Linked DNA regions of Homo sapiens: all the other regions are linked to region 2. A link is a contact called in ENCODE Hi-C or POLR2A ChIA-PET data. All regions are on one chromosome and are shown on one strand. The core of a region is the stretch at or near the end of the contact, and the rest is flanking DNA. Distances in the headings are between cores, read along the strand shown. Region 1 overlaps GAREM1 (GRB2 associated regulator of MAPK1 subtype 1). Region 2 holds the start of TRAPPC8 (trafficking protein particle complex subunit 8). Region 3 overlaps DSG3 (desmoglein 3).

Region 1 (2,700 bases), core at 127-2,626, 340 kb after region 2:
ATCATGCCTGAATGGCGTCAAGGAAGCCAAGGGAGGGAGAGCTGCAGGGGAACAACAGTGCAAAGATGGAGAGATGTCAGGAAGTCAGGAAAGAGGCTGGAAGAGGTTCCCCTTATGTGACAGCTAGCAAGTCACTGGTGATCTTAGCAAATGAGGCGTGAGTCAAGTGAGGGGGCAGAGCCAGACTCTAGTGAGTCAAAGTTAGACAGGAGGTAAGAGTGGTGTTCGTGAGGGCAGATCACTCTTCTCAGGAATTGTCTGGAAAGAAAGGAGTGAGGCAGTTGTTACAAAAGGATACTGGTTTGAAGAAGGCATGCCTTTTAAAAAAAAACTTTAAAGAAACTTGAAAAAATGTGCCTGGGTACGTATATGCATGCATGTAAGCTGGAGGTCAACTGTACACTGATGCCTGGGACCCTGTGCTCACCTTTAATTTAAGAAGATAAAGGGGAGACCATTTTTCCATTGCTCCCTGCCTCTGTCATGCCATCACTGGCCACATAAAGCTAGAAAAATAAATTAATGGTAGCATATCATCTTAACAGTGAAAGCAAAGATGAAACACACTAATAGAACAAATGCTTTGGAAAGCTTCATGTTTCTAAGTGGAAGTGGTCAACAAAGTCAAGTGCAACTCCAATCTATGGTCCAAATCAAACACATCATAAAATGGAACTATTTTCTTTACTTTCAGAATACTGCCCAGGGAGCTTAACGTCATTTCCTGAGTCCTGGAATAGACATTTAACCTTCTTTTCCCTTCTCTCCTTACAGTTCTAACTCTTGCTTAGTTGGGAGGGAATTGAGCACAGGTCAAGGATCAGTAATTTGTCTCCTCTAAATTGCAACATGTTGAAAATAATGCACGAGAATTTGTTAACAGTAGGAAGCTCATCATTGCATGAGTGGAAAGCAGAGTTACATGTAGATCTTTGGAGGACAAAAACTGAAACATACATACAATTGGAGTGCTTTCTACATAGTATCTATGAAATAATTTCTTTCTCCTGTTACACCTCTTTCTCTGATACTTCCTAGGGGTTTATGAAACAATATGTCTAAGACTGGGGGCTTTTTGGTACAACAGCATTTCTTGGAAAGCCTTTGTTTTTCACAACTTCTGACTCCTCTGTTCTGTGGAGGAAACAGAACTTTCACATGCAGTCACTAACAGGACCAAAGAGCTTAAGAAACGTAAAAGGACAGTTAACTAAGGCATGGTCTTAGCAGTTTTCAGATAGCCTTTTGGGAAAAAAATCAATTTCAGAGCAGTGGTGGGTGCTCAACTCTTACATACAAGATGATGGATCTAGGGACATCTGCTGACAGGGCCATGTATTTCCTGAGTTAACCTTCTAGAATCAACTGTCACATGCCTGGCAGGGGCGTGGGGGAGAGAGTATACCTCCTGTCTCAAAGTTCATATTGTTTGGAATTGTGGACAATCAATAAGGAGATTTTGGCATACTTAGGTGGTGTAAGGATCGTTTTGTTTCCATATTGACAATGATTAAGAAAATACATACACTGTAGGGGAGCTTGATTTAAAATGAGATTCACCTTTCTTGTGCATTTTCTTCCCTAAAAAGCCAAATGCAGGACAATGTCAGCAACCCAAAGAAAGGAGTTTTGTAACCATGCTTCCTTGAACTTTGTAACTTTGCCTTCACTGACTGCCCTCTGCCCTGTATTTTACATTTCTTCCCACACTCCCAGATAACAAAATCATTACAGCCGTTAAGAAACCTTATTTATAAAGAGGCTTTTATACAGAGTTCATAACCCTGTCACATAACCATCAGCGGATATTTTCAGTCAAACAGAAATTAAAGTTTTATAATGACAAAGTACAATAAATGAACCTCTATTTGATTAATTACACAAGGGCAAATGTGATTTACAGTCAAAATCCTGATTCTTAGATGCGTGAGCTTCTTTTTTCCATTTTTATACATTGATGATAAGGACCTAAGACAGACCTTTCTCAGAAATGGTCTCCAATATTCCAGCCTCAGGCAAGGGAGGCCCAGGGGAAGGAGCGGGCAGCCACTTACTCAGTGGCAGGAGGGGCAAGTGGTTCTGAAAAGATGTACTTGTTTAACATTTAGGGTGCTTTCATGGACTCAGAAAGTATATGCCATTGAGGAGTAGAATAAAGATCTTTCCTGAGCAAGGAGTGTACGTGATAAATATACTTAAGTAGTGTATAACCTTCCTATTAATGTGATTTTATACAAATGGTATATACCTAATTGTACAGGTTTGGAACAAGACTTATCCAATAGAACAGGGTCCCCAACTTTTGGGATATGGACTGATACTGGTCTGTAGCCTGACAGGAACCAGGCTGCACAGCAGGAGGCGAGCAGCTGGCAAGTGAGCCAGTGAAGCTTCATCTGTATTTACAGCTGCTCTCCATCCCTTGGATTACTGCCCCAGCTCCAGCTCCTGTGAGATCAGTGGCAGCATTAGATTCTCATAGGAGCATGAACCCTATTGTGAACTGCACATGTGAGGGATCTTTGCACGTTCCTTATGAGAATCTAGGTTGCGTATTCCTTATGAGAATCTAATGCCTGATGATCTGTCACTGTCTCCCATCACCCCCAGATAGGACCATCCAGTTGCAGGAAAACAAGCTCAGGGCTCCCACTGATTCTACATTATGGTGAGTTGTATAATTATTTCATTATATATTAC
Region 2 (2,723 bases), core at 47-2,546:
TGAAGCTTTACCACATTATTTTCTCCTAATAAAAAAATCCAAAACTGGAGAAAACGGGTAGCTTCTTAACAAGACATTCATTAACAAGAGAAGACATTTCCATCCCTATAACTATAGATAACTCCAAATATCCAGGTTAAATTAACCACAACTTGGGCTTGCTTCCTCTTCCTTAGGGCAAAAAGCTGCTTCAAGTTTTATTCTTCTTATAATACTTTTAATTTTCTTGAGAGGTTAAGCAAAATACCGTATAGCTAAGAATATATTAGTAAAACAGCTACACGGTAGTTCAGACAGAGATGACCCTCAACGCTACAAGAATGTAATAACATCCACAACTACTTTCAAAGTCCAGTTTAACATCCAAGGGAGGATGACAGGTCTTCCTTACTCAGACCCTGTCGGTCTAAGAGGCAGCATTTTCCTACCTTAGCTGCTTTGCAAGTGCCTAATTCCTTCGCTATGGCCGTGGAGAACAGTCTCAATGCCGTTCTCGAAGACTCACGTTTATCTTTGCACCAATTACTTAACGACCTAGGTTGTCCGAGGAAGAAAGGAAGTGCCCAGAGAAACTGGAGCTTAGGACTGCGCTGTCTTGACAACCTCACGGTCCCTCCTCCAGCCGCCCCCGGAGCACCGCGGGGCCACAGCCCCAGACGCCACGGTACCGGCTCCAGGACGTAAACACTGCCCTTCTCTTCCCTGCCCGCCCGCAACTTCCTTCTCCCGACCACGGCTTTGCGGGAGCCCACTGGAAAAGGGAGGATACCACATACCCTCGGAAGTGAGGCGGGAGAAGGGCTTAAGCAGCTCCGCGAAGCTGAGGTGATTGAGACGAGTGAGCCGCTCGGCTTCGTCGCTGCACAGCGCAGCGACACAGGGGACGAAGGAGTCCGGGATTAGCTCCTGCACTGATTGTACACACTGGGCCATCGCCGCAGCACAGGCAGCGGCGGCGCCCGCCCTCCGGCCCACCCTGCGAGGTTATCCTGCGGCTGCAGCAGCTACCGCCGCCGCCCGCCGGCCTGGCCCGGCCGGGCGGGGCCCCGAACGCACTGGAGCCTAGAAACAAGAAGGAACAGACGCCGCCGCTTCGGTTTCTGGGGCACAATCCACTGACCCCCCCCTTCCCGTCACCGCCGCTTCTCAGCGCTCGTCCCCGCGTGCTCGCATTCCACCCCGATAGGTGGAGACGCCGACAGTCACCACTTAGTCCTTCGGACGGCAAAACCTTGGTCACTGCCCGGCCGGAACCGCCATGTTGAGGCCGAACCCTGACCAACCGGCAGTACTACTCCCAGCTGCCCCCGCGCGCGTCCCTCACGTGACTGTGTTAAAGGAGACGGTAGGGGCAAGGGAAGAGAGCTGAGGAGAGGGAAGTGAAAAACGACGGAGGCCGGTTGGGAGGCTGGAGCCGGAAGTGTTGTGACGGAAGCTCCCTGGGCGGGGCGGGGCTACAAGTGCGGTGGGCGGGGGCGGGGGCGGGGGCGGGGGCGGGGGGAGGTGCACAACTGTAGGCCGGGTTCTCAAGCTCGCCCTTAGCAGAGCAGAGCTGAGAGCCACCTACTAGCGGCAGGTGGAGCCTCGAGACGGGTGCTGTCGTGGTGATGGAGGCGCACGCTCGCTTCCCACGCAGTTTGGCCTTTTTGACGTCCCTGGCTGTTGTGGGCAACCGATTTGGTTGGTCGCGCTGCTTCCTACGCTCGCCGGCGGAGCAGCTAGTGGCACCTGCTCGGAGAGAGGGAGTGGATCTCTCGGAAGTGCTTGGGGTTTCGCTGAAGCGGACCTGAACAGACCATGTGTCCTTTAAATACAGCCATGCTTTTAGAAACGGACTGTCACTTTATGTGGACTCAACCATTGAACAGAATGTGTGCTTTTGTGAGTGCTGCAATTCCTTCAAGTGTAATTGCGCTACTGCATTTTTGTTGGTCGCAGGGAAGGGGTGTGCCTGCAAATGTCCGCGTGGTTCGTCCTCAGCCTCTTCCTTTTTACACTGTGCTAGGATGTTTACTTGCTTGTGGTGGAGGTAGGGGAAGCCAGTATTTGTGTACTGTGTACTGTCCTGAACCGGCTTTCATTCCTAACTTTTCAAAGATTGCTTTAAAGGGGGGGGGGCGCGGGTCAAATATTGTTTTAAAGGGGGGGACGGGGTGAGGTCAATGGTGTGTGCCTTGTAAGTAGAAATGAATGAAAGGAATTTTACTAATGTGTCACTCAATTGTTTGAGCTCCTTCTGTTTTGCATGCCAAAAATATAAGGCAAGGAAAAATGTATCATTCTATCATGATTTTATGGTGCTCTAATTAAAGGTGTCTTCCCCAACGTCAATGTCTCAAATTTTTCGACTTCTTGACACCCTCAGGTTTTCACTAAGGTAATAATTTATGACAAGTAAGATGTGTGCTTCTCATGTAAGTTGATAAATGGGAGGTAGGAAGGCACAGTAGGACATATTGATGACATGCCTTGGCTACAGATTAATTTATAAGAGAGTCCATCACTTTAGGAGATTTATTTGCCGAAGTTAAGTACGAGCCCAGGAAACAGGTCTATGCCTTTCTTCGAAGATGATTTTGAGTGCTCCAAATTTAAAGGGGAAAGGGCGGGATATTGAGAAGCACACCGTTTTCATGTAAGGGGGCGGTAGGAGAAAATAGTAATTCTTGCCTTTCTCTGGCTCAGTGAATCTGCATTTTTTACATAAGATGACATAAAATGGG
Region 3 (2,716 bases), core at 57-2,556, 490 kb before region 2:
ATATTTATTTTTCTTAGCATTCTGTCATGATACAAGGCTTAACTTTCTAAATTAATTGAATTTACTCTAAAAATCAGTTATTGGAAATTGAATTCTTCACAATTAAATAATTTCCAAGTAATCAGATATATATCAACTTTGTTCAATTAAGGAATTTGCTTTGATAAATACAAAGTTTATCACAATGTTTCAGAGTTTTTAAATTTTAAATTTCAATATATATAGAAAGCTATGAGATATTATGAAAGATGCTAATATGAATGATATTACTTACCTGTGTATATTTCATGACATTTTTCCCAAAAAAATTTAATAAATACAAAATCATGTTTAAAATTTGGACTGATTTATTTGAATTATCTAATTCATTCTACAAATTTCCCCAAGAATCCCCATTCTAGAAATCAGAAGTGTAGTCAGGCCCTAGGCCTGGCTGGGATGAGCTACCTGCATCTAATCCATAGTCTTATGTTCTGTCCCCTGCCACACTAAAGCATGAGGTAACCCCAAACAAGATCTCGGCCAAACTAAAGAGCAGGTGCTATTATACTTGCTTTTTGTTTAATCTAGCTACCCATATCCTCAGATTATATTTATTGTGTACATACCATATTCAATAGGAACCTTAGTGATACAACCATATACATTTTTATTAACAAATAGAGCATATGGATATCAAATTGCTTTATTTCATATATTTTTTAAATTTAATAATTAGATTTGCTTTTGATAATATTTGTAATTCATATCTATACCAAGGCACTAAGGCTATATCAATGCTTTAAAAATCATATAATTAAAATTTACAAAATAACCAGAAAACAAAAAGAAAGAAAAGTACAGTAATTCTCAAGATAAGGGAGGTTTTCTCCATGTTGGTATTTCCAATCCAGGCCACCAAAAGAGACAACTTAGTTCATTCAAATCGTCAGAAAACTATGTAAATATTTATTGGCTTGATTTAGTCATTCCACAGTTTATACATATCTCAAAACAACATGTACATGATAAATATATACAATTTTGTCAATGAAAATAGATTTACAAATAAAAACACATAAATTGTTTTTAAAATGTCCAAAATTATTATATTAGCAAATTAACTAAAACAAGTAGCCATTATATAAATATTAACTAAAATAATTTTTTTAAAAAAATACTATTCTAAATAATGTAAGGCTGTGCTGTCCTCTAAAAATCTGAAGATCATTGCAATATTCAGAAATGTTTCCCATCACCTACTTCCTGGGAAAACAAATATTCTACCTTATTGTGTATTAGAAGAATCATTCTCTGTAGGGCTAGTCCAAGCATGATTCATATTTTCGGGATGACTCTCCAGTTTTCCTGTAAAGGGGAGCCTGCCTGGCCCATCCCTCCTCTCATGTGTAGCTGAGTCATTTTTATGCGCTGAGAAAGGAATTGTGCAGTTACTACATTTATCTGGTCTTTTCTACCAAGTAACTCAAGGTACTGCTTTAAAAAGAGCAACAATGTTGGAAAATAATTTTGAGACATGTTATAACCACAAGTAATGGTTCTTTTCCATGACAAATTTGAACACGCACTCTTTGGAATCAAGGTTTCAGCTGGAATGTCTAGAAGGGAAGAGTCCTGACATCTTATGTCTGACATAATTACTCATTTGGTTCAGACTTGGACTAGTCTATTCATTATAACCCTAGAAAATAAACAATCTACATTGTTTCAAGAGCAACCATAGTCTTTTGCCAAATAGAAATCTAAATTGACTGTCATATAATTTTCTTTGTACCATTAGTTTGTTTTTTTTTTTTTTCTCTTTATGACAACTTTGGTTAGAATTTAGCAGTAGTTGGCTCACACCTGTAATCCCAGCACTTTGGGAGGCCAAGGCGGGTGGATCACCTGAGGTCAGGAGTTCGAGACCAGCCTAACCAACATGGTGAAACTCCGTCTCTGCTAAAGATACAAAATTAGCCGGGTGTGGTGGTGTGCCCATGCCTGTAATCCCTGTTACTCGGGAGGCTAAGGCAAGAGAATCCCTTGAACCCGGGAGACGAAGCTTACATTGAGTCAAGATCGCACCATTGCACTCCAGCCAGGGCAAAAATTGCACTCCAGCCAGGGCAAAAAGAGCGAAACTCCGTCTCAAAAAAAAAAAAAAAAAGAATTTAGTAGTAGTGAGGTACATGCTCTGGAGTTAGGCTACTGCGGTCGCTATCCTATTATGGCCATTAGCTAGGGCAAAGTATTCATTCCCTTGCATCTCCAATTCTTCATCTGTATACTAGGGATTATAATACTAGAATCTCCTTCAGGTGCCTGCTGTAAGTATTACATAAAACAGTAAGTATAAAGCTCTAGGAGTAGCAGCTGATACCGAAACTACACAATAAACATTAGCTACTGTTATTACTCTTCTAGTTTTTTTTTTCTTCTGACTTATTTTCCACCATTATTTTCCGACCAGATTCATCCGATAATCAGTGGATTAGCAAATACTTGTTAAGCACCTGTGAGGGTTACAAGAAAAAAAAAATAACCTAATAGCACTGAACTGGAAAGTTTACAATACTCCTGGCTTAGCACAGAAATTCTTTCATGTGCATAAAACAAGAAATAATAAACTGTGGTAAACCATCATGGGCTAAATTTCATGGTACAGAATATGTGTTGTACAAACTCAGAAAAAGAGACATCAGTAAAGACAATTTCATGGAGGTTGTTGGAACTT

The links. A loop is a pair of places that touch in the nucleus more often than their neighbours do. ChIA-PET counts read pairs that join two places held with the same protein, here RNA polymerase II (POLR2A). Pooled maps may share reads with other maps.
Region 1: a loop to region 2 is called in a map of aorta, with 11 times the contacts of the local background. The contact joins the enhancer-like site here to the promoter of TRAPPC8 in region 2. A Hi-C loop is called at or near these places in 2 of 168 maps with a recorded cell type or tissue (aorta and ascending aorta) and 8 of 50 pooled maps.
Region 3: POLR2A ChIA-PET joins it to region 2 with 10 read pairs in A549. The contact joins the enhancer-like site here to the promoter of TRAPPC8 in region 2. POLR2A ChIA-PET finds 5 or more read pairs at or near these places in 2 of 52 experiments (A549 and MCF 10A).

What each region holds. Positions count from the first base shown.
Region 1 is chr18:32,276,940-32,279,639 of GRCh38, forward strand. All of the region lies in intron 4 of GAREM1 (GRB2 associated regulator of MAPK1 subtype 1), which reads right to left. Among named protein-coding and RNA genes, the nearest start is that of MEP1B, 88 kb to the left of the region's middle. Within about 2 kb of position 1,377, at least 2 of the 41 ENCODE cell types and tissues checked have a DNase peak (open chromatin) inside an H3K27ac peak, as active enhancers do.
Region 2 is chr18:31,941,832-31,944,554 of GRCh38, forward strand. It overlaps TRAPPC8 (trafficking protein particle complex subunit 8), which reads right to left and starts at 1,297. Exons shown (of 29, transcript NM_014939.5): 1 at 777-1,297. The coding sequence starts at 933. RefSeq lists enhancers at 192-970, 1,072-1,281 and a silencer at 902-1,021.
Region 3 is chr18:31,452,890-31,455,605 of GRCh38, forward strand. All of the region lies in intron 1 of DSG3 (desmoglein 3), which reads left to right. Among named protein-coding and RNA genes, the nearest start is that of DSG3, 6.5 kb to the left of the region's middle. Within about 2 kb of position 1,307, at least 4 of the 41 ENCODE cell types and tissues checked have a DNase peak (open chromatin) inside an H3K27ac peak, as active enhancers do.